Regions from separate parts of the Homo sapiens genome. Here region 1 is linked to region 2. Evidence: chromatin loops called from intact Hi-C (ENCODE). Cell type or tissue: left ventricle myocardium inferior. All regions are shown on one strand. Links, peaks and the distances in the headings refer to the core of each region. The heading gives the core; the rest is flanking DNA.

The links. Peaks named below come from ENCODE experiments on the same cell type or tissue, not always from the same donor. Only the 100,000 strongest peaks of a DNase experiment are listed, where the experiment ranks them.
Region 1: a loop joins it to region 2, with 5 times the contacts of the local background. A loop is called at or near these places in 7 of 110 quality-filtered maps.

What each region holds. Positions count from the first base shown.
Region 1 is chr17:43,175,903-43,178,821 of GRCh38, forward strand. It overlaps NBR1 (NBR1 autophagy cargo receptor), which reads left to right. Exons shown (of 21, transcript NM_005899.5): 3 at 2,034-2,096. Among named protein-coding and RNA genes, the nearest start is that of NBR1, 6.1 kb to the left of the region's middle. In left ventricle myocardium inferior, for the core only: no CTCF peak of the experiment used is centred there; no DNase peak of the experiment used is centred there; H3K4me3 peaks cover 133 bases; H3K27ac peaks cover 262 bases.
Region 2 is chr17:43,332,889-43,335,807 of GRCh38, forward strand. No RefSeq gene overlaps it. Among named protein-coding and RNA genes, the nearest start is that of LINC00910, 55 kb to the right of the region's middle. In left ventricle myocardium inferior, for the core only: CTCF peaks have their summits at 1,503 (motif pointing left) and 1,708; a DNase peak (open chromatin) is centred at 1,473; H3K4me3 peaks cover 319 bases; H3K27ac peaks cover 742 bases.

The sequences.
Region 1 (2,919 bases), core at 251-2,750, 160 kb before region 2:
TGAGTGTTACTTTATTTTGTTTCTCCTTGGTTTAAGCATGGTTATTTTTTCCAAAGGTAGCTATTTTTAGCAGTGTTGTTTCATAGCTGTGAAGTCTGTCATAGTTACCATTTCTGGGCCTTTTGGAAAATTGCTTTTGATAGGGTTTCAGTATTCATATATGAGATGTGCCCCAATAAAGGGAACCAACACATAAATTTCCTTTTGAACATTTTAGAAAGGGAAGGTAAAATTGTTTTTAGTGAGATAGGATTTAGAAAACCTATTAATTTTAGAACCAGTATGAGGAGTGAATTGGTGTGGACTCCACCCAACCAGATCCCAAGGAAATGTTCTCTTGTGTGAGGATATGACTTGTGTTTTGCACAAGGATATAACTTGTGTTTTGCAAGAGCCTATCAATTGTTTTTATTGCTAGGTCAGAGGTTGAGTATCTCAGAGTTGAGCAGGAAAAACTTTCATACCTGCTTAGACAGCAGTTCACCTGTTCCGTTTTTTTGCTAAGGCTTTTCCTCCTCTTGGTTTGCCCTTTGTACTCTTCTGTTTTTGTTCAGTTTGCAGTGGTGAATGTTTTACTTCCTGTGTTGACTGTGTTTCTCTCTGAAACCCTTTGGTAAAAATCTACGTTTACCTGGTTATATCTGATGATAACTAAAAAGGGAAAGAAATGGTAGATCTTAAAAGATGATCTGAGGTAGTTGTCTGCCTTCCAGCAAATACCTGTTCATACTGTCCTATCAGTGACAGTGAGACCCGTCTCAAAAAAAAAAAAAAGATTGGATTCAGAAAGAAGTTAGATCTTGTTTGCCAAAAGATGTGAAAATCAGTTATCTTTCTTTTCCTAGTAGTTAAATGAGCTGACAGCTTGCCTTTTTTCTTCCTTGTAAATTTTAAATTGTATAAGTATAATACATGCCCATTTTAAGAAGAGAAACCATCTCAAGCAGTTAATAGCCCTCCATTCTCCCCCCCCTCATCTGTTACTCCCACCTTCTTTGGGTAACCAATGTTAACAGCCCTGTATGTACTTTAAATTTTCCATGTTCATGCAGATATCATACTAGGATCATACTATAAACATTATTTGGCCAGGCACAGTGGCACACGCCTAGAATCCCAGCACTTTGGGAGGCCAAGATGGGTGGACCACTTCAGCTCAGGAGTTTGAGACCAGACTGGGCAACATGGTAAAACCCCATCTCTACCAAAAAAATACAAAAATTAGCTGGGCCTGGTAGCAGGCACCTGTGGTTCCAGCTACTCCGGAGGTTGAGGTGGGCGAATTGCTTGAGTGCTGGAGGTTGAGGCTGCAGTGAGCCAAGATCAAGCCACTATAATCCAGCCTGAGCGACAGAGTGAGACCCATCTCAAAAAAAAAAAAAAAAAGATATTTTTCGTTTTTTTTTTTTCTTATCTTGAAACTTCAGGAGATATCCATCTATACACATAACTTATACACTGTTCTACAGGATAAACTCTGTCCTATACAAATGTGAGATTAATGGGTCACAAAGCATTTTATTTGAAATTTTAATAGATTCTGCCAAATGCTTTGCAGAACAATTGTAGCAGCACACAGAAATACATGACAGTGTCCTGAAGTTTTGACAACACTGGATGTTATGGCTTTAAAAAACATTTGCTGTTCCCTACCCCACACCCCACCCAAAACACACACACACACACACACACACACACACACACACACACACACACACAGTTTGGTATTCTGATGAGATGTCATCTCATTGCTTCAATTTGCATTGTTCTGACCACCAGAAAGTTTGAAAGTCTTCTGATGTATTTGTTAGGTGTTCTGATTTCCTCTTGTATGAATTTTATGTATATTTTTACCTGGGTTGTTAATTGTATCATTAGCAGTTTTGCTGGTACTCTGGGTGTGTTGCAGATATTAACCCTTTGTTATGGGTTATTAAGGTTGTTTGTTGTTTGTCTTTTGATTTTGTGGGTTTTTTTTACTTTGACTTCTGTGTACATTATAACCTGCCTTTAAATATGTATCTCTTTTATAGGTAAAAGTTTCATTTGATCTGAATACTATTCAAATAAAATACCTGGATGAGGAAAATGAAGAGGTAAAATATATTATGGCACTTATTGCTAGGTGTTCAGAATAGGGATCTTATTTCTCCAGTGATATGGGCTTTAATAATTCAAAATAGTGTTTAGCTTATTTGTGTGGTGGTTTAAATATATTTGATAACTGAATATTCTAAGAAGACTTGCAGCATCTGAGATGGAGTTGAGAAATGGAGAAGCAACACTGAAGAATATCTCAGAGATAACTTTCACTTAAAAAAAAAAAAAGGAAACAGGGTCTCACTATGTTGCTCAGGCCAGTCTTGAACTCCTGGGCCCAAGCAGTCCTCCCACCTCAGCCTCCCAAAGTGCTGGGATTATAGGTGTGAGACACCCACCATGCCTGGCCTGGCCTGAGAGAACCTTTTTTTTTTTTCTTTTTTTTTTTTTGTGAGATGAAGCCTCACTCCATAACCTAGGCTGGAGTGCAGTGGTGCGATCTCTGCTCACTGCAACCTCCAGCTCCTGGGTTCAAGTGATTCTCCTGTCTCAGCCTTCTGAGTAGCTGGGATTACAGGTGTATACCACCACGCCTGGCTAATTTTTGTATTTTTAGTAGAGACGGTATTTCACCATGTTGGCCAAGCTGGTCTCGAACTCCTGGGCTCAAGCGATCAGCCCACCTCGGACTCCCAAAGTGCTGGGATTACAGTTGTGAGCTACCACACCTGGCCAAGATAACTTTTAAAATTATATAGTGACCTTAAGTTCACATATAGCACAAGCTACCACTTAGTTTATAATAATACAAATATAATGGCTAAGCTTTTTTTTTTTTTTTTTTTAAAGAGGGTCTCACTCTGTTGCCCAGGCTGGTGT
Region 2 (2,919 bases), core at 232-2,731:
GCTGCATGAAAACATAGTTTAGAGCCTCTTTTTCAGGCTGCATCATCTCATTTTCTATCTGCATAGCTGGAGAGTTGAGAGTTTGAGGAAAGGTAGGAGGGTACAGCTGTGATGGCTGTTGATAATATCTTTCAGCTGGATTTTGCTGGTTGGGGGAAATAAATTCATTCAGATCAGTTAAAAGTTCATCATAAAGCGATAACCGGGGCATGGTAGGCTCTGGCGTAGGTGGTGGCACCAAAGGAATATCAGAGTGGAGGTCCATCTGTAGAACTATGGCCTCAATCTGTGCAGTATCCTCAGGTGAAAAAGAACTAAGCACTTCCTCAGCCTCCTCAGAGGAAAGAGGGATCAGTCTCCATGTTGTCCTCCTGAGTCTGTAAAGAGTCTAGGACAGAGCGAACCGAAGCCCAGATTGACCAAATTGGGGGTGGAATAATATGCCCGCCTTTATGAGCAATTTTGAATGTCTGCCAATCTCATCCCAATCCTTAAGTTCTAAAGTTCCCTCAGTAGGAAACCAAGGGCAAAGAAGATCTACAACATCAAACAGTTCAATTAACTTATCAGTAGATACTTTTAACCACTCCTTCTTTAAGGAGAGTTTTTATAAAATTTAAATAAGCTGAGTACTTAGTACAGGCCTGTCCCTTGGTGTCCCCGGGATACTCTGAGTGCCCAAGCTTACCACCAAGCTTATTGACCTCAATCCTCAGGAATCTGTCATTGAAATCCTCTGCTGTGTTTCACGCTCAAAGTGCAACTTCACACAGCGAGAGAGAAATTCTCGTTGGGCGCCAGATGTAGGGTCCAACCCTACAGGGCCTTTGGGGTTTTCTCTTGTGTGTGGAGATGATAGATCATAGAAATAAAGACACAAAACAAAGAGATAGAATAAAAGACAGCTGGGCCCGGGTGAACACTACCACCAAGACGCGGAGACCGGTAGTGGCCCCGAATGCCTGGCTGTGCTGTTACTTATTGTATACAAGGCAAGGGGGCAGGGTAAGGAGTGCAGGTCATCTCCAATGATAGGTAAGGTCACGTGAGTCACGTGACCACTGGACAGGGGCCCTTCCCTATTTGGTAGCTGAGGTGGAGACAGAGAGGGGACAGCTTACGTCATTATTTCTTCTATGCATTTCTCGGAAAGATCAAAGACTTTAATACTTTCACTAATTCTGCTACCGCTGTCTAGAAGGCCAGGCTAGGTGCACAGAGTGGAACATGAAAATGAACAAGGAGCGTGACCACTGAAGCACAGCATCACAGGGAGACGTTTAGGCCTCCAGATGGCTGTGGGCATGGCTGCGGGTGGGCCTGACAAAGATCTTCCACAAGAGGTGGTGGAGCAGAGTCTTCTCTAACTCTCTCCCTTTCCTGGTCTGCTAAGTAACGGGTGCCTTCCCAGGCACTGGCGCTACCACTAGACCAGTCTGCTAAGTAACGGGTGCCTCCCCAGGCACTGGCGTTACCGCTAGACCAAGGAGCCCTCTAGTGGCCCTGTCCGGGCATGACAGAGGGCTCACACTCTTGTCTTCCGGTCACTTCTCACCGTGTCCTTTCAGCTCCTATCTCTGTATGGCCTAATTTTTTCTAGGTTATAATTGTAAAACAGATATTATTATAATATTGGAATAAAGAGTAAATCTACAAACTAATGATTAATATTCATATATGATCATATCTGTATTCTATTTCTAGTATAACTATTCTTATTCTATATATTTTATTATACTGGAACATCTTGTGCCTTCGGTCTCTTGCCTCAGCACCTGGGTAGCTTGCCGCCTGTAGGGTCCAGCCCTACAGGGTTTAGTGGGTGTTCTACCCATGTATGGAGATGAGAGATTATAAGAGATAAAGACACAAGACAAAGAGATAAAGAGAAAACAGCTGGGCCCAGGGGACCATTACCACCAAGACGCAGAGACCAGTAGGGGCCCGGAATGGCTGGGCTCGCTGATATTTATTACATACAAGACAAAGGGGGAAGAGTAAGGAGGGTGAGACGTCCAAGTGATTGATAAGCTCAAGCAAGTCACATGATCATGGGACAGGGGGCCCTTCCCTTTTAGGTAGCTGAAGCAGAGAGGAAAGGCAGCATACATCAGTGTTTTCTTCTAGGCACTTATAAGAAAGTTCAAAGATTTTAAGACTTTCACTATTTCTTCTACCACTATCTACTATGAACTTCAAAGAGGAACCAGGAGTACAGGAGGAACATGAAAGTGGACAAGGAGCATGACCACTGAAGCACAGCACCACGGGGAGGGGTTTAGGCCTCCAGATGACTGCAGGGCAGGCCTGGATAATATAAAGCCTCCCACAAGGAGGTGGTGAAGCAGAGTGTTTCCTGACTCCTCCAAGAACAGGGAGACTCCCTTTCTTGGTCTGCTAAGTAACGGGTGCCTTCCCAGGCACTGGCATTACTGCTTGGCCAAGGAGCCCTCAACCGGCCCTTATGTGGGCATGACAGAGGGCTCACCTCTTGCTTTCTAGGTCACTTCTCACAATGTCCCTTCAGTACATGATCCTACACCCATCAATTATTCCTAGGTTATATTAGTAATGCAACAAAGACTAATATTAAAAGCTAATGATTAATAATGTTTATACATTATTGATTGATAATTGTCCATGATCATCTCTATATCTAATTTGTATTGTAAGTATTCTTTATTCTAACTATTTTCTTTATTATACTGCTACAGTTTGTGCCTTCAGTCTCCTGTCTTGGCACCTGGGTAATCCTTCGTCCACAGCTGCCCAAATCTCCCCTCTTTTTATTGACTAGGATCATCATTGCCATCATTGCTTGTTGACTTTGGGCTTTTCATCGGACTCCCTGAAGACATCTGCATACTAAAAGCAGACAACATAAACACACCAATATCAGTAATGCTAGTGACAATAGTG